Regions from separate parts of the Mus musculus genome. Here all the other regions are linked to region 3. Evidence: chromatin loops called from intact Hi-C (ENCODE). Cell type or tissue: gastrocnemius. All regions are shown on one strand.

Region 1 (8,000 bases), 120 kb after region 3:
GGATAAGACGTATTAATAGAGGAGGCATTCCTCCCCGCCGAGGGTTAGTTCAGTTCAGAGAGCTGGTGGCTTATTTCCATGACAACTTTGCCATTTCATTTTGACAAACCATATTCTTGTGACAGAAAGAGGAAAATCCTGCACCCTGGCTACCCAGTCTATGGCATGGATGGCTGCTAGCTGTATCACAGCATCCTTGCCCTGGGCTGTCTGCTGGTTTCACGGGAGTGCAAAGCCTGAAGCTGAAACCCTTCCCGGAGGCTTGCCAGGGTGTGAGTGTGGATGGAACGTGTGAACAGAAGGGAACGTGTGAGAGTTTACAAAGCACTGTTGGTAAACAGACTCCTCCAAAGGAGGAGAACGGAGGGACAGACGGAGTCTCTGCCTCGGAGGGAAGATGGGCTAAATGCTGATGGTGGTTGGAATTCGGAAGGAATGGGGGAAACCTGGTTCTTTTGTGGCTCTGGTGAATGGCTCAGCATCACTCAACACAGGTATCCTGGCTGCCTTCATCCATACTGAGGTACCAACCAGCCACTGGGGTTGCTGTGGGCAACAGAGGAGTAGCTCTGGTGATGAGAAAAGTTGGAGAAAAAAAAAGAATTAAAGAAAAAAAGAAAAGAGAAAAGACTCAAGTCTTGAGCCCAGTTTGGATCCTTTCAAAACCTCCCAATTCAAAGGAGTGCAGTGGGGGTGGGGTCCTCAGATGGGTGGCAACTACTGAATGGTTTCTGTGAGAATAATTAGTGCCAGGTCTCTCCAGGGCACTTCCACACAGACCTCCCAAGAGGGGTGGGGCACAGAGGGCTCTTCTCAGGGGCGTCCTTTCAAGAGACAGATCTCGCTTGTTTCTCAAAGTTTGGGCTGGAGTTGTTTGCCTACAGGAATAAGTTTGGAAGCTGTATAGGAGCCAGAGGAAAGGAGACAACACCCTTCTCCTGCCCCAACCCCACACTCAGAAAAAGGCAGAAGAGGCCAAGGCCTTGGATCTCCCCAAAAGGCCCAGAACAGGGACGCCTGTGTCTCATCTAAGACCTACTGGATTGAAAACACAGATTTAGAAAAGCCCGCCCTGACACTGCAGTTTAAGAACTAAGCTAAAAAGAGCCCCACATACGAGGAAGGTCTTTGCCTGAATCATAGCACCCAGGCTGCAGGAGATTCAGGAGTTCAAGGTGATCTTCAGGTGACCTTGTCTGAGGAGGCAGAAGGATCAGGGCTCAAATGTTGGGTCTCAGGAGCACATACGGCTCTGACAGGGACAGTTTCCGTTCTAACACCTACATACAGGTTCCCGACCTCCTGCAACTGTACCTTGAGGGAGGCCAGAGGCGTTGGACAATCTTACACACACCCACATGTCCACCCATACATGATTAGGAATAATAAAGACACATCTTTAAACAAGGGAAAAGGAAGCAGGGAGCAGGGAGAAGCGGGGACTGAAAGGATCTCTCTCTTTTAGAAGGCAGCAGATGGGTTTGGCTGAGGCCATGGGCGTCCCGGCCTAGAGGCCTTAGGAGTGACGCCAACTCCAGACAGGCACCTATACTATAGTTCCCCGCTTACACTCAAGAGTAAGCACTTTCAGGAGACTTTCTTTTTTTTTTTTTTTTTTTAAAGATTTATTTATTTATTATATGTAAGTACACTGTAGCTGTCTTCAGACACTCCAGAAGAGGGCGTCAGATCTCGTTACGGATGGTTGTGAGCCACCATGTGGTTGCTGGGATTTGAACTTCGGACCTTCGGAAGAGCAGTCGGGTGCTCTTACCCACTGAGCCATCTCACCAGCCCGAGACTTTCTATTTAGAAATAATAATAATAAAAAAACAAACAAAAAAAAAAAACCGTTTCTGTCTCCTTGCTTCTGGCAAAAGGAGCCGCTGAGCCGAAGGTAAAGCCACCTCTGTGTTATCCATCATCATTCCATCCCGCCACCTCTCTCCCAGAGGAGGAACCTGGAAGCAGCCCACAGCCCTGGCTCGGTGACTACCTTATGGCGCACCCAGGAATGAAACACTAGGCTGCTATGAGCCAGACTTAGAAGGGAGCTCCCACCTCTCTTCTTGTTACAGTCTTGAAGGCCAATGGGAGACCAGGGTCCCCAGTGGAGGTCATGCAAACTGGGCTTTGAATGCCACAGGAGTGGTAACGGTTAAGCCAGGCCTCTGAGGAGATAGATGCCCTGTGGAGACTTCACCCGTCGGTCTTGCCACAATGCAGACTCTGATCCGGGGTGGAGTCTGAGACCCTCAGGTTCTTACCAAGTAACGCATGCCTCTGAGTTCTCGGGCCACACTTTGGATAACAACACTTCTTCGCCCGAGAGGCCGAGTCAAAAGGGTTTAAAAGGGACACTCATGACCTAGCGCAGGCTCAAGAAGACCAGTCTATCTAGAGGGTGTGTGTGTGTGTGCGTGTGCGTGTGCGTGTGCGTGTGTGCGCGCGCTCGCACGCGCGCTCATCTATGTGGAGACCAGAGGTCAACCTAGATGGTTATCTCTCAGGTGCCACCTATTCTTCGATTCTCTGACTGGCCTATAGCTCACCAAATAGGCTAGGCTGGCCAGCCAGGGAGCCCAGGGATCCAACTGTCTCCATTCCCTTGGCCAACTCTACCTGTATGGGGGTCAAACCTACAAACTCATGCTCACATTGGCACGTACAACAGCTGAGCCAACCCTCCTGCCCCACCCCTGGGCCTTTACACTTCTCTACGGATTCTTATCTATAGCTGGAATGAAGGACCAACTGGCTGGACTGACTGTCTTATTTTTACTCTGTGACTGTTATGTGTGCTATTACATGAGTTTTGAGGCCAAAGGACAACTTGAGCCTAGGTCACCAGCTTCACTGGCAAGCCATCTGCTAAGCCACCTTGGCTGGCCTCATTAACCATTGATACCATGGGATTTGGTCTGGGTATTAAGGAGGGACCTTTTAGTGTTGTTTTGTTTTTATGTTTGTGTTACTTGAGTTAGGTTTTGCTGTTGGCCTAGAACTCAAGCTCCTTCTGGCATCTACATTCCAAGATGCTAGATTACAGGCGCATACCTCCCTGGCCTGCCTCGATATCTATTTGGCTTTCCCTTTGTGATGCTCTGGGAAACTAAACTTCCACACTAGGCATGGGCTCCATCTGTGAGTCTGTTCATCTATTTGAGACATGGTCTTAGGCCTATCAGATTGGCTTTGAACACACTATGTAGCTAAGCTGACTTTGGATTTTGAACCCTCCAGCCTCTACCTCCCCAGTGTTGTGTGCCTCACCTAGCCAGGGTTTGTGGAGTACTGAAGATAATCAAACCCATGACTTCACCATTGCCAGCCAGTGCTCTTATCATTGCCAGCCACAGAATCTCAGCTTTTATCATCAGAAATAGGAATACCTTGGCTTAACTTGATTGGTGCAGAAATAAATGGGTGACAGTTGAAAGAAGAGAGAATCTTGTCACCGCTGTGTGCGACCGTCTTCATTGTTTTCATTAGTGCTCCTCAATAATCAAATTTCACAAACAGTGACTATGCGCTGACTTTACAGACCCACACTTCCATGATGGAGCGCTCTCCGTGGCTCTGCTAATTCCTCAAGGTCTGATTTCTAAGCTGGCAGTTAGATCTACTGTGCTCCAAGGGTATCAGTTCTGCCAGTCTCCAACAGATGGCATCAATGGCTGCACATGGTCCCTCAGGCCTCAGCCTTGGCTTCTCCCTTAACCTTTGTCACCTTTGCTAGATCTGAAATGGCAACGTCAGAAATACTGAACAACTGGGAAAAGAAAAAGAAGGGGGGAAAAACACCCTAGGCCAAAATGCAATGTCTTCGAAGACAAATGAGAGTCGTAAAGAGAGTTAAAAAGTCCTCACGTCCCCCAGCTGTCCGAGGAAATGACTTTAGTAGAAACCAATGTACACCCAGCTTGGTAGGCGTTGTGTTGGACTGAAACCAAACAGGCTTTCAGCGACTAACGGGTGAGAAGTGCTTCTGTGTCCCCAACTGTCATAACAACCACAGTCAATTCTCGAAGCCCACACAGAAACCACGAAAAAAGCAAAACAACCCCCCACCATGAATCAGAGAGGCTACACACACAGAAGCACTTTTTGGAATCACTTCACACCGTCTGTGAGTTAGAACGTGTCTCCCCGTTTGGTTGGATGAAGGCTATGAGAACCATCAACTGTCCCCCCCAAGAAATCAAGGTCTTTCATGAGGGAGTGGATGGCTCAGTTGGTAAATTGCTTGGCTATGTAACACAATGACCTGAGTTTAGCTCCTCAGAAACCACGGGCAAAGATGGGGACGGTAGCTAGGAAAAAGGAGACAGGCTTGCTAGCTTGCCAAGGTTCCATTGTCTCAGAAAACAACTTTGGGGCTGGTGAGACAGCTCAGTGGGTAGACACTTGCCACTGAGCCTAATGACCTGAGGTTGACCCCAGGAGCACACATGGTTGAAAGAGAGGATTGCATTCTACAAGTTGTCCTCTGGGTGTGTATGTGTGTACGAGCCATCTGTGCACACACTAAGTGGGTATAGGTATAGGTATGTTACAACAACAAAAAGCAAGTTACACAGCTCCTGAAGAATGGTCTTGACTGGCAGGCTGGTGTGAACTATTTCATGCCCATGGGTCTTAGTATGGATGATCTGGTTGTGTGTGTGTGTGTGTGTGTGTGTGTGTGTGTGTGTCCCCTAAGGCCAGCCAAGATGGGATGCAGACGGGAAAACCAGCAGGGGAGGAAGTCAGCCCAGAAGCATCTGACACTGTCTGGGGACATTGTGATGGGCACCTCTGGAGACATGAGATGGTGATCATTGCATCCAAGAGTCAGGGGTCAGGGATGCTGCCGAAAGCCTTTCCTCCCCGCCCTCCCAAGTGTGCAAGACAGCACAATTAACTATTCTGAGGCACAAAAACACCACTCCAGGACCCAGGCATTCCAACCAAGCATTATATCACAAAAGTCAATTCTCCATCCTGGTCGCAGTAAACCCTCATCTCTGAGAAGACAGAAGTAAATGAACACTCGCCCCTTCCATGTTCTCTCTGATGTGGACCTTCCCACAATTCCGCCCTTGCTGACTTTCCTTTCTGCATCCCATCTTGGCTGGCCTTAGGAATCTCCCCACATACACACACACATACTGTCTACTGCGGCTTTCCCAGGATCCAATGCTTTCCCAGGTACATCCCACCACACGATTCAGGGAGGCTGCTTGCCTGTTTTAAAAACATCTCTCACACAGAGAATAAAATAAGTACTTGTGGGACCATTCTGATATAAACCAATGATCAGATAAGTAGATAGATGGAGATGAAGGGAAGGATTCCACTTAGTAAATGTGGAAGGATAGAGAGAAGTAGGAGCCGACTGGACAGCTGATGCGAGGGCTGCAGGCAAGATGCACTGGGGAATTTAATGCCAGAGGCCAGATTTCAGGACCTGAAGCCTCTCTTCAAAACTACACACTGGGATGGAGAGCTGGCTGGAGGGGGGTGGGGGGAGCGCGTTTAAGAACACTTGCTGTGAGCCGGGCGTGGTGGCGCACGCTTTTAATCCCAGCACTCCGGAGGCAGAGGCAGGTGGATTTCTGATTTCGAAGCCAGCCTGGTCTACAGCGTGAGTTCCAGGACACAGAGAAACTCTGTCTCGAAAAGCCAGGAAAAAAAAAAAGACTGCTTGCTGCTCTTTGCAGAGGACCACAGTTCTTTTCTCAGCACCCACCACTGGGTGGTTCCTAGTTGCCTAAAACCTATAGAAGGATCTGACACCGTCTTCTGAACTCTGTGGACAATTGCATCCATGCGCACGTATAGATACACACAGTTTTAAAATTTATATTTATTTATTACTGGGGAGGTTTTAACTATGCCTACAAATTCTTTTAAGTTTCTATTACATTTTTATTTATTTTCTGTGTGTGGCAGACAGGAGGCTGCCACAAGCTTTGGTGTACAAGTGGAGGTCAGAGCACAGCCTCGGCGAGTCAGCATTCGTCCCTGGCTGGGCGGATTCTAACCGTCAAACTCAGGTCCTCAGACTTGCTTAGCAGCAAGCACTATTGCCCACTGAGCATCTCGAAGACAATGAACCCAGTAGTGCTAATACTTCACTATAGAAGCTGAAATTGATCCTGTCCAGTTGAGCACAAGCCTGCCTTTATTACATTTTTTTTAATTGAATGAATTGAACCTTTTTAAATTTTAGTGTTTATTTGTGTGTTCCTGGGTATGAACACCCGCACGCACCCATACAGATGCACATAGACTAGAGGAGAACAAGGGGTGTCCTGTTCTAGCATTCTACCTTATTCCTTGAAACAGGGTCCCTCAAAAACCCTGGAGCCAGGCTGGTGGGCTCCTCCCTCTGCATCCTCCCTCCATTCCCACCCTTCTCTATAGGGCTGGGATGCCCCGCACAGGGGCAGCCACACCCAGCTTTTTACATTAATCTTCTGAGCCGTCCGTCCTTCAATTCATTTTTTGGAAACAGGGTCTCACTATGTAGGCTCAGGCTAGAATCAAAACCTCAGGCTCCTTTTCTTGCCTGAGCCTTGAAAGCCTTGGGTTTCCAGGAACATGCCACTATGTCCAGCCTTGTTCAGCTCATTTCTAAGACCTTGGGATGTCTCTAGAGACTCACATCAAGGACCATCTCAGGTGTACAGCGAGGGTTTGTTTACTGCTTTCTAATATTGTCCTAGGAAACACCTTCCAGACCAGGTTGGCTTCCTTGGGTAGGTGTTGTTTGATTCCAAGAGCATGGGGACATTTTGACAAGACCCAAACACATAGCACACCCCTTTCTGCATTTCGAAAGGACTTCATGTTTGAGCTACAGAACTTGGTGTTTGCCCCGAGTCCTGACAACACATAGCATAAACCTGCTTAGGGCGCATGTAAAACAAGCAAAGCATACTAGGTCCCAACGAGGCAAGTTAGGCTAAGGGGAGAGCAATACCTAGTCCCAAGGTTCACCGCTTCAACAGCCTGGGAAAGCCTCCATTTAAAGAATACGCCAATCACGCCAAACCCAAATAAAAACGAACAGGAGGGGCAAGGGAGATGGCTCAACAGGGAAAGATGCTCACACCAATCCTGACAGACTAATTTCAATCTCCAGAAACCAGGACCCGGAAGTTATCCTCTGACCTCCACCAGACCCATGACATCAGTTCTCCGCTATATGCACCCTACAGACATAAAGTCAATTTTTTAAAAATGTAAAGGAAAAAACAAAGGAAGGGAAGGAAGGTGGAAGGGACAGAGAGAGGAGGGGGTAAGGTGGGTAGGATTGGTCCACACTGTCCTCCCCCCCAGACCTTGGATCTGGAAAGAAATTGAAATTCATAAACACTTCTCCTTGGTGGCTCAGGGCCTTCTCAGCCTTCTCAGGTAGAATGGAAGAAAACCTGGCCCCCGAAGCATTTAAGGGAACGTGAGTAAACGGATAACCCGTTACAATCCTGCAAAAAGTTAAGGTCAAAGTCTTGTCTGTAAGAGAAACTTTTTTTTTTTTAGAACCAGGTTGGCTATTGGATTGTCGGGGAGAGAAAATTAATTACTACTGCTGAGCCTTCTTTGCCTCCCGATGCGTTTGGAAGGAAGTAGCTGAAAGACACCAGAATTGTACTGGCCTCCTGCTCTGGCTGCTGCCCAGCACTGGGGGCCACCATGCCTCTAGCAACCCCAGAGGGTCCCACTGAAGTCAGAGGTGCAGAAAGCAAGGAATCTAACACTCTTTCCCCGAGTGCCAGACACAGTGGTGCATGCCTGTGTGCAGGGCGTGGAGGCCCGGGATCAAGAACATCTTTAGTTATCTAGCAAGCCAGAAGGCAGCCTGAGCCATGTGAGACTGTATGTATGTCTAATCAAACCAGAGACTTAAAGGGGTTTATACACCACCACCCAGGCCTATTCTCTACAGGTGGGTGTGGCTCAGTGGGGCAGAACAGGCCTGGCAGATGAGGGGCTTCAGGTTTGATCCCCAGCAC
Region 2 (8,000 bases), 56 kb after region 3:
GCCCTGTGTGTAGTTAGTGTACAAAAATACAAGTTTCATCGTGAGATTTTCATACACACACACACACACACACACACACACACACACACACACACACAGACCATTGCTCCTTGTTCAAGTTCACCCCAGCATCACCCTCTCCAATCAATCAATCAATCAATCAATCCCCCCTCACAACACACACACACACATACACTCTCTCTCTCTTATATAGAGATTCACACACTATATTTTCTTCCTTCCCTGTGGCCTGTTTTTTCTACCCTCCTTTCAGACATCTTTCTACCCATCCACGGCCCCTTCCACTATCATGTCATTACGAAATGATTCTGTGTTCAGCCAACTAATCTGCAGTCTGTACATCACAGAGTTTGGGTTTGGAACAAGGGCTAGAAGGATGGAGAGGTTGGGAGTTATCCACAGCAATTATGGTAGTGAAGGCTGGAGGCATCAGAGGTGGGGGCAGGTCACAGAAGATACCTTTGGGTTCTGCTTAAAGGCCACTGTCATCCCGGGTTCTTGGCCCATTCTGGAGCTGCCTTTATTCCTGCCCATTCATTTGACTCCAGAAAATTCTGTGGGTCCCCAACATCCTTCCAGTAAAGTGTCCTTTCTGCTTACAACAGACTTTCTTTTGCTGGCAGCCTCACTGATAGAACCTCAGATTGCTTTTTTGGCCAGTCTTCCATTTATCCCCATAGATCCCTTACACATCAGCCAAAGTGCACTGCTCCCTGAGAGATGAGTGTCTGAGATTTGCTTGGTAATAATAATTATGGCTCAATCTATCTCCCCTTTGAGCAATTTTCTTCTTTCTACATTAGCTGAAGAGTAGGCCCTGGTTACACGGGCTTTGAATATATCCAGGCATGCCCATGGATACACTGGGCAATGTTTCCAAACCCATGCAGATAGATACAAAGAAGCATCTACTCACTCTGCCCGTTTGTTAACTCAGGTCCACAGGACAGTCCATGTACAAATAGAACCTATGACATGGGTACCGAGGACTCCATAGCTACAGGCAGTCTGTCCTTCAAGACAAAATTCCTCAAGACACCCATAAAAAAATCAGACAGATTCACAAATGTTCAACCCAATCAGCCATGGGCCCTCCCTTGATCAGAAAACAAGAACCATGCCTTGACCCCTAAAGGACTCCCCACAAAGCTGTATACTTGATTGCATGTGTAAGATTTCAACACACAGGTAGGCGACTTATGATTACCAAGAAGTCTGAGGGGCTGGAGAGATGTCTCAGCGGTTAAGAGCACTGAATGCTCTTCCAGAGGTCCTAGGTTCAATTCCCAGCGACTACGATGGTGGCTCACAGCCATCTGTAATGGGATCTGATGCCCTCTTCTGGTGTGTCTGAAGACAGCTACAGTGTACTCATATACATAAAAATAAATAAATAATTCTTTAAAAACAAAACCAAAGAAGTCTGAGGTTACATGTACACATGACAATCATATGACTTTTGCATGCAGACCACGGGTCAACATGGAGTAGCTCAAGGCCACGCGTTGCCACAAAGCAATGGATTTGATTTTCTTTTGTGATTATGGGAATCCATCTTACTTACTAACTCCTGCTTGTATGATATATGAATTTCTTTCTTTTTTTTTTAAAGGTTTATTTTATTATTTTATGTAAATACACTGTAGCTGTCTTCACACACTCCAGAAGAGGGAGTCAGATCTCATTACGGATGGTTGTGAGCCACCATGTGGTTGCTGGGATTTGAACTCTGGACCTTCGGATGAGCAGTCGGGTGCTCTTACCCACTGAGCCATCTCACCAGCCCCCGATATATGAATTTCTTTTGAGACAGGTTCTAATTAGCCTGGTTGGACTTTCAATTTTCCTGCTTCAGCCTCCTGAGCACTGGGATTAGAGGAGTAGGCCTCTATGAAAAGCTGTCCACATATCAATTTTTCCTTTCCCTTTTGTGAAGTCATATCTTCCTGTTGCTAAGATATGGGCCTAAAATAATGACTTTAGCATACATAATACATACAAACATACATACATACATACATACATACATACATACACACTTACAAAAAGATAAGGGCTTATCTCTTCTATTTTTGGTTGTGAGCCTACTCTTTAATGGCTGAGCCATCTCTCTAGCCCAGTATGGGTGTATCTCTTCCGAGTGAGTAAAAGTCTTAGGTCTAAAAGGATGCGAAGGTCCTTTCCAACTTAGACCTGGCAGAATGGCCTACAAAAAAGGGTGTTGAGAAGAAGAAGGGCCATTCTGCCATCAACGATGTAGTGACCCGAGACAACACCATCAACATTCACAAAAGCATCCATGGAGCGGGCTTCAAGAAGCATGATCCTCGGGCACTCAAAGACATTCGGAGGATGCAAGATGTGCGCATTGACACCAGGCTCAATAAAGACATATGGGCCCAGGGAATGAGGGATGTTCTCTATTGCATACAAGTACGTTTATTGAGAAAATGTAATGAGGATGAGAATTCACCATATAAGTTCCACACATCGGTAACTTGCGTGCCTGTGACCACATTAAAAAATTTACAGATGATCATTGTAGATGAGAACTAACCAGCTGAATGTCAAATACAGTTGCAGAATGCCCCCCTCACCCTCCAAAGGAAGCTAAAACAACTCACTTCTGGAAAGGAAACTGATTAGACACTGTCTCTTGGGTTACTCACGTGTGCAGAGGGAAAGTCAAGATTATGTCTAAGACATATTGTGAGTATATAAAAGGAGGGCATAATAAAGTATGTCCTGGGTTGTCCAACAGAATGCACCATCTGGTGGGATCGTCCAGCTGTTTACAAAACTGATTCAAAGGCTCTCAACTGTACCACTGATGAACAGACAGAAAGAACGGAGGTGGACGAATACACGTTATTCTTTACTTTAGTGGATACGCCCAATTGTAATGTCTACACTCCTATGTCTAATAGATGCACACATAGACACAATCTATTTTATGTGTATATACTGCATAATTGCTTCCTATTGAAACATCAGCCCAAATCACTGAGTTTTTAAAAACTTATTTTCTATGCATGGGTGTTTTGCCTGCATATGTGTCTGTGTGAGGGCGTTGGATCCACTGAACTGGAGTCACAGGCAGATTGGAGTTGCCATATGGGTCCTAGGAATTGAAGCCAGGTCCTCTGGAAGAACAGCCAGAGCTCTTAACAGCCCAGACATCACTCCAGCACCCTCCCCGCCCAATCCCTGGTTTATTTTCAAATATACTATTAAAAAGCAACAATGCTTCATCCCATTTATTTTTTGGTTGTTTAATGATTGTGTGTGTGTGTGTGTGTTGTGTAGGGCTGTCTACTGTCAGGACGGCAGGGTTAACTTGTGCGTGGGAGTCAGTTCTTGTGAACCACTGTATTAAGAAGGATCTCTCTCATTTCTGCTGATGTATTACAAGCTCCTGGCCTGCAAGCTTCCAAGTGATCGCTCCTTCTTTGCCTTCCACAACATTGTAGGTGTTCTGGGGTTATGGATGCCTGCTGCTACGCCTGCCTGTTTTGTTGTTATTTGTTTAAAAGCTCGTTATGGGGACTGAACTTGGGTCATGAGGCTGGCATGGCTAATACCTCTCTAGCCCTTCCTTTATCCTGTTCTCATATAAGCAGTATTTGGGCATCCAAAGATAAGACTTGTCCCTCTTTAATTTCATCTTAGAAGATGATCTTTCATGCAAAATGACTGAAGTTTTCCTAATTGAAGCTTCTCAATGAGAATTTTAGACTCATAATCCTTCCTAGCTATAGATTTCTCAAAAGAATGGTAAGAATACCATCTAGCTATTTAGCCAGACTTTTCTTTCTTTTTTTTTTTTTTGGCTGCTCATTTTTCTATAGCTTGCCTATTGCACTTTATGAAATTTGTCAGAGTAAATCTGTTTCATTAAAGCTAACGCACAGTGGAATTTTCCACCAGGCAACGACACCACAGCGTATTTCCATCGGAGATCTCTGGATAGTTTTAGTTTATTTTCCATTGCAGCCGGCGTGGGATGGATGGCGTGACGCCTGTCTCTTGTGCACAGCACGGTGATTCCGAGAGGGTTCTGCTGTGAGATAGACGGAGATGGGAATACACTTTCCTCTTTCCCCATCGCTGCCAACGGTCCTGTAAAGAGGTGATAGCTCTGTACAGCTCCCTCCAGTTTTCCAAGCTGGGTTGTGTTCTCACATCCTTGTTAATCCCAAGACTCACCAGACTGTAATTCTTGTCACTCTGATGTGTGTGGAAAGAGATGCCCTTGCTTGAATCTGTTTCCTAGCCTCCTTCTGAAGCCAGTGTTTTTCATGTATGTACTATTCATACTTCCTTTTCTTTGAGTCCAATTTCCAACCCCTTTCTCAACTTTCAAACCATGGATTCTATGTTGTTTTTCTTTTAATTAAAAACAAAACGAAATGAGCTAAATACCTAATAAAAAATGGAAAACAAAACAAAACAAAACAAAACTTGGTCAAGAATACAGAGTGCTTTTGCAGAGGAGCCAAGTTCACTTCCCAGGACCTACATAAGACAGCTCACAACCACCTTTAACTCCAGTACCTGAGAATCTGAAACTGATGCCCTCTTGTGGTCTCCATGGGCACTGCACTCATGTGCACATACCCACAGGGACAAACACGGGGACACACACATAGACACAGACACACACACACACAGGAACACACACTCAAATAAGTCTTTTTTAAAAAGATGAGAAAGACCTATTAATTTAAATACCAGAATTCTCGCTCTACAAACATTACAGATATATTCTTCTAGTTAGAGATAGACTTTTAAATTTAGGTGTCTTCTATTATATAAAGGTTTATTTTTAGTTTGTAATTCTTCTCTGCTATGTAGGTGCTCTCAATTTTAATGCTATCATATCACCAATCCTTGTCTTTATGTCTTATTAGCTTTATCCTAATCCGCTAATAATAAAGAATGTTTATCTGCACTTGATACCATTTTCAACATTTAGGAGTTTTATTGATCTATAATTTATTTTTGTATGTATGCATGCAGTGAACTAGAGGTTTGGTTACATTGCTGACTGGAAGTCTAATCTGTGCAGCCTCTCACACTGAGTAGCTGGTAAGTTCCTCTCCAGGGTCTCAGGATAGCTCTGCTCTGTTGGGGCTGGGAAGATGGCTTGTCCCTCCTACCCTCCTCACCACCAAGTGCTGGGGTCTCGGCTTTAGTGCAGAGAAGTACACCAGAGGATTTATTTAATGATAATATAATGGATTTAGGGACCACATTTGGATGATGGTTTATTATTATTTTCTGGGGGATTGGACACACTTATGTTTTATATAGGATTTAAAAAGTGTCCTTAGTTAATTAATGTGTGTGATATTTTTATTTGTAATTCTGGAGGCAGAACCCAGGGCACATGCTAGGTAGGTGCGTGGCCGATCACTAAGGTTCTTATACTTTTGCTGTTCACCACTGATCTTGTTCAATTCCATTATCAACTCTCACAGAGCGGGCGGCACTCATCTCCCTCCAGTCATCCGTTTCTCTTCCCCCTTTCTCCTTTTTTGTTTCTGTCCCGGGAGGTCCCTCTATTATACAGCCATAAATAAAACACTGACAGGAGATAATTTATACAACTGGTCTTCGCTCATATAAGTATGACCTTGGCATTAATCAATTCAGGAAAACATGATTCGGGAACCCACTCCCTTTCTCAAAAGCAGATGGTGGCCCTTTTGAACAGACAAGAAAGACCTTGAATATCAGTCTCATTTTACGGGCACAACTAGGTCATGCAGGGAAGTGAGTGGACGCGTCAGCTTACTTTGCCAACAAAATTGGACTTCCATGATTCCTGCCCCTCTGAACTGGTCACATGCTCCCTGAGAAGTCACTCTTTATGTCCTGTTGCTCTGGAGACTACTGTCACCTTTTGGGGCAGTGTACGTCTCTAGTCCCAGCACGTGGGAGGCAGAGACAGGCAAATCTCTGCGAGTTCAAAGTCGGCCTGACCTATATAGCAAGACCCTGTTAGAAGCTTTATTTTTCATTTGTTAGAAACAACAAATGAAAACAGTCGACATCTCTCTTCAATCCCTAAACTATATTAGCACCTTGGAGCATTTTCCTACATTAACATGACTCTTATCTTCTGTCATTGTTATTGTTTTGACACTACAAACATGGGACAGCTAGGCATTGCTGCCGGTGTCTTTAAACCTGCTGTGCTCAGCCTCCGGGTGTTTGCCAAGCTCTTCTACATACCCTTCTCCTTTTTCTTCAGCTTTAACTCTGTGGAAGTATCTCCATTAGTAGTTCTTTCTTTTTAAAATACTTTAGTTTTATGCCTTTAATCCAGCAAGTGTGGTTATCCAGGAAAGCATCAATCTATTGGACCCGGAATGATTGTGAGCCATCTGACATGGGTGCCGGGAACCAAACTATGATCCTCTGTAAGAGGATACAGTGTTGCCGACTTCAGACACACCAGAAGAGAGCGTGGGATCCCATTACAGATGGTTGTGAGCCACCACGTGGTTGCTGGGCATTGAACACACAGGACCTCTGGAAGAGCAGTCAGTGCTCTTAACTGCTGAGCCATCTCTCCAGCCCAGCTGCATGCACGTTTAACCCTGGGGTCATCTCTTCAGTTTGAGCCTCTCAGCCTTCCGAAACCAGTGCACATGCCTGACTCTCAGCTGCAGCCCCCATCTTTGTGGGCCTGAGATCACATCTCCTGCTCTGGTATGGTTGGCCCAGGCTTCCACAGCCCTCCATGGTCTGTGAGTTCAGATTCCCTTCTAAACTCAGGGAACTAAGGATTTCCCTTTCTTTGTTTTAAGCTCAGCATTGTATTGTTACGCTCCATCCTGTGTTTGTCATAGGAAGCGCGGGAGAGGGCGGCGCTAATCTCTCCAGTTGCTATTACTGGAAGTGCACGTTTTCTATTTATAACCCGCTTCCCTCTCACTAATGTTTATGACTCCTTTAAAATAAATATCGTATATTTTGATAGAGAAAACAGACATGACAGAGACAGCTGGACACGTCTTCTGCTTGAGGGAAAGTTATAAAGCTTCTAACATTTCTTCTTCATTTGGGTATGCGCGGGGGACAGTCCCCCGGCAATAATATAAGCGAGAACAACTGGAGCTGAGAAATGGAATTTTCCATAGTCTCCGAAAAGTTCCCGAATGCCCTTCACTTCTCCTCAGAGGTGATCCTTGTGTGTTTGACACCTTCCATGCTGAGAAGACTAGACGAGAAGAATACATAGAAATTTGTCTCTGGCCATACCCAGGGTCGAGTAACTCCTGCAGATGAACATTTGGCTGGGATCTGGACTGCTTCTAAATCATGAGTACCCAGAGCGTCCAACAGATGAATGGGCTCCATCTCATTTGCATATCACCATGACTCAAGAATTCCCTGGTACTGTATCCCCAGGCAGACGAAAGCAGATTCGGTTGATCAGTCCAGGGCCTTCCCTGCCAAGATACTGGATTGGAAGCCTTCCCTCCACTCAGCTGATGAGACTCGAAGTCTCTTCTTGTGACAGAATGGTCTAGTTTAGCCTTTTGAAGCGTGAAGTTTCTAAGCACGGCCCCACTCAGAAATGGATGACCGCATCCAAGTCACTGGTGGGGAGAGGAGAATGGACGACGGACGATGGATGATGGACAATGGACACTTCACAGTGGCCAGCGAGTAAGTCGGGGAATTGTCCAGCTAATGTTGGAAAAGCTTCTCAATAGTCACAAATGAGCCAGTAGATAGACACAGCAGTAGCAGGTGTGTGTGTGTGTGTGTGTGTGTGTGTGTAAATGTACTTATGGAAAGGCTAATACAAGTCTTGTTTGCTGGGCAGTTAACTTCAATAAAATGTTTCTCATATTTTCTTTTTTCTTTGGTTTATTTATTTATTTATTTATTTTTGGTTTTTCAAGACAGGGTTTCTCTGTATAGCACTGGCTGTCCTGGAATCTGGGATTAAAGGCGTGCGCCAC
Region 3 (8,000 bases):
TGGGCTCCAGCCTGCACTGCCAAACTCCCCTACCCCGCTGAATTAGATAGATGAGGCTCCTTACGGGGTCTTTGGATGGGTTAGGGATGTGACTCAGTGGGTAGGGTGCTCACCTAACACGCACGGTCCCCCACCACTGCACAAGGCTGGGTGTGTTGGCACATGCCTAAAATGCACCCGTGAGGCGGAGGCAGGAGGATCAGAAGTCCAGAGCCATCCTTGCCTACACAGAGAGTCTGAGCCAAGGCAGGGCTAGAGACCCTGTCTCAAACACCAATAAATAGGGTCAGTGAAACGGCTCAGAGGATAAAGGTGCTTGTCGTCGCAAGGTCTGATGACCTGAGTTCAATCCCTAGGACCCATGGGGTGGAAGGAAAGAACTGCTTCCTGCAAGTTGTCCTCAGACCACCACACATGTGATGTAAGATACTCCCCAATTAATTAAAGTAACCAACCAACCAGACAGACAGACAGCTAGCCAATCAACCAACCAACCAACCAACCAACCAACCAACCAACCAATCAATAAAATGTCTTAGGAAAGACTTCAGGGATGTATTTCAGTGGTAGAACGGGTGCCCACATGTCCCAGGTTCCAGGCTCAATCCCTAACACCACTACTGCAGCAACGACAAAACAAAAACCAGTCACCCATCTCAACAGGAACAAGATCGACGGCACAGAGCGAATTTGTGGAGAGCGTGATGATTGTGAGCCACCATGTGGTTGCTGGGATTTGAACTCAGGACCTTCAAAGAGCAGCCAGTGCTCTTAACTACTGAGTCATCTCTCTAGCCTGCAACTCAACTTTTGAGTAACCCCTTCATTTGTTACTCACTGCCCACAGTCCCTTACACCCAGTCATTCCGTTTCAGGGCAGGAATCTCTCTGAGATTAGCCTCCAAGGTCTATTCCAGTCACAATATCTGCTTCTGGATAGATAGGGTTGTATATATAAAGGATATAAAACCAACAAAAAAGGCTGTGGCAACCAGTTCTGTCAATTATTAGCTGTTCAGCCTTGGACAAGGTATATGTGTGTGCCTGTGTGCATATGTGTGTGTGTGTGTGTGTGTGTGTGTGTGTGTGTGTGTGTGTGTGTGTGGTGTTGGGGGAAGTACTCCACCACCCCTTGCTGAGCCAGGAGTGTGTGTATATATATATATATATATATATATATATATATATACACGCACACATATATACATATACACATATATGTGGACACACATCTCTTAAAAGCAACGAGAGCATCCACAGCGAGCCTTCGCTTATACGTTGCTATGAATGTTAACTGAGATGATATGTAGGGTACTGAAAGTATCAGGCATCATTCTGTATCGCTGGGACCTACCAAGAGCTCTGCTTCTTCCATCCTGATACAGTGCAGAAGCCTTGCCCTGTCTGGTACCACCTGCGTGGCAAATCTGGTTTTAAGAGCCGTCTTCCTGCCCATTCTTTATTATTTTACTGTCCATTACGGTCCTCGGGAATAGCTCACCACAAACACAGACTTCCAATGTTACCCTTACTTACCAACTAACACAATTTAGAGCCCTGACCCAAGATTATGAGCCACTAATGCAATTTCCCCCTCGCTAAGATCTTCATTAACAAAAGGTCGGGAGGGTTCCAGGAGGAAGATGCAAAACCAGAGAAAGCCACAAGCATCCAGTGGGGGGCCTCTAGTCAGGAGAGAGATCTAGTCCAAGGCTGGAAGGCAGTGGCCAGCTGGCAGGTGACAAGTGCCCAAGGACTTGGCTGGACGCTGGAAAATCTATCAGTGATTCTCGAGGAAGACTCTCAAAACGGTCATCTTTCTCCACCTGGGAGATATGCTGAGTGGTTTTTGCTGTGGGTATTTTGAGATGTCCTTTGTCACTTGATCTCGGCTGGCGAGGCACGTGGGGACCGAGAGGTTAGGAAAAATAAATTGCTCGGACATGGGGCTCTAGGAACAGAGTCTTCCACTCAGCTTTGATCCCGCCAAGGAGCTCTTAGGTTTATCCCCGGCTTTATTTTATTTTTAACTTATTTCCTTTGCCGTTGGGTCTCTGGGGCCAGACTTTCTTTCCTACTGTGGCATTCCCACCCAGATTCTCTTTTTTTTTTTTCACTCTCTCTCCACCCCCCACCCCAGGCCATGTATTAGCTGCTCCTTCTGGCTTAGCCTGTTCTGTGTTACTATAATGAAATACCTGCAAGCTAGGAAAGAAAGCTTATGAAGAAATGAAGACGAGCCGTCCTATACAGAAGCCTCTATGGCATGCATGTGCGAGTGCACAGACACAGACACACACACAGAGACACACACACACACAGAGAGAGAGAGAGAGAGAGAGAGAGAGGTGATACTTTGATCAGAGGACTTTTGGACTTCGCCTTCTCTGTTTTCAAGTGTGTCTGTGTGTGTACAGGCATGTTGATTCTGGCTTGTGACTCTCTAGAGATGCCTATGGCAGCTTCAGTCTCTTACTGGCAGGAATTCTACAGAGGCAGGTAGTACAGGAAGTGCTACATGGCAAGAGGCAGGGTGTGTGTGTGTGTGTGTTTGGGGGGGGGGGGTCCTTCTCTTTCATAATACCATTGTATTTTAATCACAGGGACCCACACTGAAGACTTAGTCTATTCCTAAGGACCTCTCAAAAGTCTACCTCTAAATATCAAAGCTGGATGTCACCACCCTCTTAATCCCTTGCAGGGGGATCAGATGGCAGCATCTGTGCCCTTGAGGGACTCACACCTCACATATCAACCGCAGCCTTTTCTCACTTTAAAAGTCTGCCCTGAGCCAGATTTAAGATGACCTACCCATGTCCCTCATTCATGCCTGAAGATGTAGAAAAGCCTAAGACACAGCTGCAAAGCCATTGTTCTGAAGATGCAGTGGACAAGCATTCCCTCGAGGGACACGAAACCTCGGAGAATCCCTAGTGATCGTTACTGAAAAGCAAGAGGCCATGTGATTGTCAGTGTGAGTCTTTTAAGGAATTCTTGCAGCCTTGGAAAACTTGCAAGGAGGAAAAAAAAAAAACCTATTATTAAAAACAACAAACAAACAAAACAAAACATAACCAAAAAACCCAAAAACTGGTTCTGTAAGATGGGAAAGACAGATTTCCCTTTCCTCACAACGAAGATGTAAACCTTGGACCAGGGGGTTAAAAACGGAGGAGCAGGGTCGGGGATGTGGTTTAGCCAGGGAGCAGGAAGCTCGGTCCTGTCCAGTAGGAATCTCTGCCTCTCTGCCGACACTGATGCTATTATCATCTTTGACATGAACCATCATCTCCTCCGCCGCCTCATTCTTGCCCCTGTATCCTGGAGGAAGTCACTCCCTCCTTTGTGATGGCTGGAGCACTTTCCCCTCTCTTGAGCCTGCTAGCTCCCTTTGCACTTTACAGAAGGGCCATTAGGTGGGGCCCTGTCACCATCTCCCAGGTAAGCCAACGGCTATGACGTTGGACTTTGAGGACTACTGAGTTCTGGGACTACTGCTCAGATTGTCCAAATGCATGAACAGGCTGTGGTGGAGGGGGGAGGCTAGAGTCTGCAAGGGTTTGATGTTGAAGAAGTTGTACATTTGAAATCACCAATCCAGAAAACAATTACAAAGATTCTTTGGGTCCCTGTGATTAAAATACAATGGTATTATGAAAGAGAAGGGACCCCCTCCTCAAACACACACACACACAAACAAACAAATCCAACAACCTAAAAGCACATTATAAGAGTCACCTGTCACTGATAGCATGTCACGACAGCCCTCAGCAATCTACCCTCTGCTTTCTTGCCCTCTGTCCCTGCTGGTGCTATCTATGGACCACTCTGACCCTTAACCACTGTGAGGCGCTACCCTCTGAGCAGAAGAGCCACCATTCTTATCCAATCAGTTGTGCCTGCTTGTAAGAATCCATCACAGTCATGCTTTGGGACTGGGCATTCCATTAAGGAGGTGGGTGAGGAGGTCACTGGACCCTCACGTGAGATTCCAGGCACTTCTTCCAGCAATGTGTATATGATTCTGCCCTAATTGCATATGGCCTAGGGGACATTAATCTTATACAGCTATGGGAAGCCATGATCCATCCACACCAGAAAGTGCATCCAGTGTGGCTGCTTTGGGGTCACCCATACAACTATAGGAAACCCCTCACCCACACTCTGATATGAAAGCAGCCAGTACTCCTTGGCTGTGCAGGGGGATTACTTTGGTCTGTTAGTGGGACCTTACTGAGGAAGGGACTGGACCATCCACCATTGACACAGGCCAGCCTTCTCCTCCCTCGACCTTTGCTTTCTCTCACGTCAGCTGACCTTGTTCACGTGCTCCCCTATCTCCCCTAGCGCTACAACCCCCTCCTGAGGCCCAGACATTGTTTACTTCCCTTCCAAGTCCAACTTCAAGGTCAATCCCAGGATACCTTTCCTGTCACCTCCCTGAACCCTCCGGTCCCCAAGAGACTCGGGCTGGGCTGCAGGCTCATTCTGACCTTGGCCTACTCCATTTCCCACACCCTGCAAACAACTCCTGGGCTAACTTGAGAACATTTCCTGTGCTCCTACGCAGAAATGCAGAGCCCAGCTGGGGAAAGGACAGTCAAGCAGGCTGGCGGCACCACCAACCACAGCTGCCCCAAATTGCCAGGCTGCAGAGACTGCCAAGTGAGCCTCTTCTCAGTCATCAGTTTCTCACCTTTGACCTTCACCATGCTCCTTAAAACCTCTTTCCTGGCTTCTTCTCCTCTAGATGACTTCTCCCCACATGCCTGAAGCTAGAGGCCACCGTGCACAAGCTAAATGGTTTTCTGTCCCCCTTCCCCCCTGTATCTACCCTGCCCTCTGACTTTTTCCTCTTCCTGGAAGAGCAACTATCTCTATGTGGTCTATCATGGAGAACACTCACTATCTGGCTTCCAGAGATGGCTCCTCCAAATTCTGGCCTGTTGGGTCCTTTATCTTTAGTATTTTACCATGAAGGGCTAATGCCAGGGGTTGGGATCGTAGCTCAGTTGTGTCATAGCGTAGCCAAGCATGCATGGAGCCTTGAATCCCTTCCCCAGTATTGCTAGGGTTGCTGCACTGGAGAGGAAGAGGCAAGGAGGGCCAGATGTTCAGAAAGCCTGGTCTCACATTTGTTTCTTGTATCCTGGCTGGTTTGTGTAGTATGCATGCATGTATGTATGTATGTATGTATGTAGTCAGGGTTTCATGTAGCCTAAGCTGGCCTCAAACTCTCCATGTAGTTGAGGATGACCTTGAACTTCCGATTCTCTGCCTCTCCCCGCTGAGTACTGGACTAGAGGTGGTGAGCATCACCGTGCCCAGATGTATGTGTGGTTGTATGGAGTGCCTGAGATCAACCCAGAGCTTTTGTGTATGCTGGGCAAGCACTCTACTCACTGAGCAACATCCCTGCCCCACTTGATTTACCTTTTCACACTTTGTTTATTTAATTTCGTGCATGTATGTGTGTGTGTGTATGTGCGTGTGTGTGAATCCCAGCAGGCACCATGACCTCACAGTATCATACAACACACCCGGGGACAACCTAGCCTTAAGAACTATAAACGAGATTGGCCTTTATTCTTTATAAATTGCCCACCCTGTGATCTTCAGTTATAGCACCAGACAACTAAGGAGATACACCATCAAGGCAATGTATCACTCCCTTCCAGATGAGCCGCCTTTCTTCCTAAGACGTCTTTAAGAACTTTGAAAGATATTATTTTGATACTCTGTGTCTAGCTATGGATTTATCTTCATGTATCTTTTTAGCAGTTAGACAGCGATTAGATGGTAGCCAGGTTGTTCCAGTCTCAACTCCTAGCTGGGTGACCTTGGGCAAGAGAGATCTGATCTCACTTTTCCAGTTTAGTCCAATATTAAATGCTTATCTCCCAGGGCTACCCAAGTACTAAGGAATTAACACAGGAGACACACACAGACTAGCACCTGGATCTTATGTGCTCCGTAATGCTGGCCACCATCACTGTCCAAAGTAAACTTTGATCTATACGCAATTGTGCCTCTTCAAGTTCTAAAAAATGCGTTCAGCTCTTCCTGTTCCAAATATGAATAGTCTCTGAGCATTTTTGTTTTGTTCTGCTTTTGAGACATGATCTCATGTAGCCCAGGCTGGCTTCGAGTTTGTTATGTAACCCAGGCTAGCACCTTGGACTCCCGCGTGTGGGGGTGACACGTAAAGGCTATCATTTCTCCAGTTTATGGAGCCCAGAGCTTTGTGTCTGCCATGCATGCTCTACCAAGTGAGCTGCCCAGCCCTCTTTGGGCATTTTTATTCATCATTGCTGTGTGTTTGGGACAGAGAAGAGGCCCCGGAATGTGAATGTGTTCCTTACCCAGAAGGAAAGCCTGGGAGAGGAGTCTCTCTTCTCTCTCTCCCCTTCCAACCCGATCTGTCCCCTTCCTTTCATCGCCTGCCACTTGGAAATTCCTCTTTGGTTCATTGCAAACTGGCTTCTGCTCCCCTCTGTCACCTTCCTGTCATAAAGGTTACTCATGACCCTATCCCTCAGGACCCCCTAAACGCTGGGCTCACTGAACTCTGGGCTGTTGTCGGTGCCCACAGGGTCTGTGACTTTCACACACCCCCTTGCTCCCTCTACCTTTCAGAGCGGCTCCTTCTCATCCATCTTCTTCATTCCTATAGCTTCAAAAGTAACCCTGTGACTTCTGAGGGCTCACCCTCTGTCGCTCAGCCGCGGACTTATGGATCCAATTTCCTACCGGTTCCTAGTGCCATTTGCTGTGTGAGCACTTCAGCCTGAACTCACAACCTCTCCTGCCTTTGTGTGTTTAGGCAGCTGTAGTAAATTCCCTGAAATGGAGTGACTCGTACATAATGGGGGGGGGGGGGAGGGGGAACATCTCTCACAATTACAGCGGCTGGGAAGCCCTGGTAAAGACTGATTTGCACAAGATGGCATCCTCTGCTGTGATCTCCCTTGGTGGAAGGGGTAAGGAATTTCTGAGGTTTTTAACAAACAAATGCAGGGACCCTTCTCAGTTTCATTCTGAAGACCTGATCATGTCTAGTGCCTTTGGAGGGCTCAGGTAGGATTTCAACCAGAATTCTGGGAGGGCAGGGACACAGACCTTCCAACCACAGTCTCTTAAGCCATTGAGAAAATTCCTTATTGGGTGCTATTGCTACTCAACTGTGGAAAAAACCCAATTAACTCTAAAGGATTGACCCTGAGGTCAGTGCTCTCTTTAGCTTTACAAATCCAAAGAGGGACCAACTATGCCTATGCTCTGAGGGGCTAGGAGTGGGCCAGACTCCCTGGGACATAGGGAGAAAGGCCATAATAATAGAGGACTAAGTAACAAAGGCTGGTAATAAAGATGGGGACCTTCCAAGGTGGCCAGCTTCTTCCTCACCCTCCTGATCTGAGACAAAACCTGGCAGCTTAATACAAAGGCCCTGTGGGCTCCCTCTCCCATCAGCTGGTCACCTGCAGATGGACTCAAGGCCAGGTCAGGATATGTTTATACAACAGTTGTGAGCCAGTCAGCCACCTTACCTTTCTTCAAGTGAACCAAGCCAAGACTAGCAGACAGGAGACACGCATAATTCCGCTGCTGGCAAGGTGGGGCTAAGAGGATCCCTGAGGGCCTGCTGGCCAATCTAGCAAACCATGGAGCGCCAGATTCAATGAGAAATCTTCAGAGTCTTTAAACCCTGCCAGCCCTTGAGAAAAGACTGGATTTTGACATTTGAATCCCTCCTCTGGTTCTCGGAGGGTCTCTTTCTCTGTGTGCCTGCGGGTGTTCTCCCAATAAAAGCTTTTCTTCAACTGCTCATTCTGTTTGCTCCCTTTTGCAGCATTTGAGATTTCTCTACTGCTATCTGTGTAGAAGGTTTTTTCCTGCCTTTTAATTCCTTAACTAGCAGAGACAGATGAACCTGATCAAGACCCCTAGGTGGTAACAGTTTGACAGACACTGCTTCATTTTAATATTGATTGTATGTGTGC

The links. Peaks named below come from ENCODE experiments on the same cell type or tissue, not always from the same donor. Only the 100,000 strongest peaks of a DNase experiment are listed, where the experiment ranks them.
Region 1: it touches region 3 in a loop (2.2-fold over the local background); 11 of 42 quality-filtered maps call a loop at or near these places.
Region 2: a loop joins it to region 3, with 4 times the contacts of the local background. A loop is called at or near these places in 6 of 42 quality-filtered maps.

What each region holds. Positions count from the first base shown.
Region 1 is chr11:107,390,005-107,398,004 of GRCm38, forward strand. The region is part of intron 1 of Pitpnc1 (phosphatidylinositol transfer protein, cytoplasmic 1); the gene reads right to left. Among named protein-coding and RNA genes, the nearest start is that of Gm11713, 16 kb to the right of the region's middle. In gastrocnemius, a CTCF peak has its summit at 3,656 (motif pointing right); DNase peaks (open chromatin) are centred at 1,491, 3,661 and 7,735.
Region 2 is chr11:107,328,482-107,336,481 of GRCm38, forward strand. All of the region lies in intron 2 of Pitpnc1 (phosphatidylinositol transfer protein, cytoplasmic 1), which reads right to left. It overlaps Gm11716 (predicted gene 11716), which reads left to right and starts at 7,443. Exons shown (of 3, transcript NR_166849.1): 1 at 7,443-7,701. In gastrocnemius, a CTCF peak has its summit at 4,609 (motif pointing left); DNase peaks (open chromatin) are centred at 3,153 and 7,495; H3K4me3 peaks cover 1,916 bases; H3K27ac peaks cover 3,482 bases.
Region 3 is chr11:107,272,689-107,280,688 of GRCm38, forward strand. The region is part of intron 5 of Pitpnc1 (phosphatidylinositol transfer protein, cytoplasmic 1); the gene reads right to left. Among named protein-coding and RNA genes, the nearest start is that of Gm11716, 59 kb to the right of the region's middle. In gastrocnemius, a CTCF peak has its summit at 3,400; DNase peaks (open chromatin) are centred at 136, 1,722, 3,428 and 7,570; H3K27ac peaks cover 4,663 bases.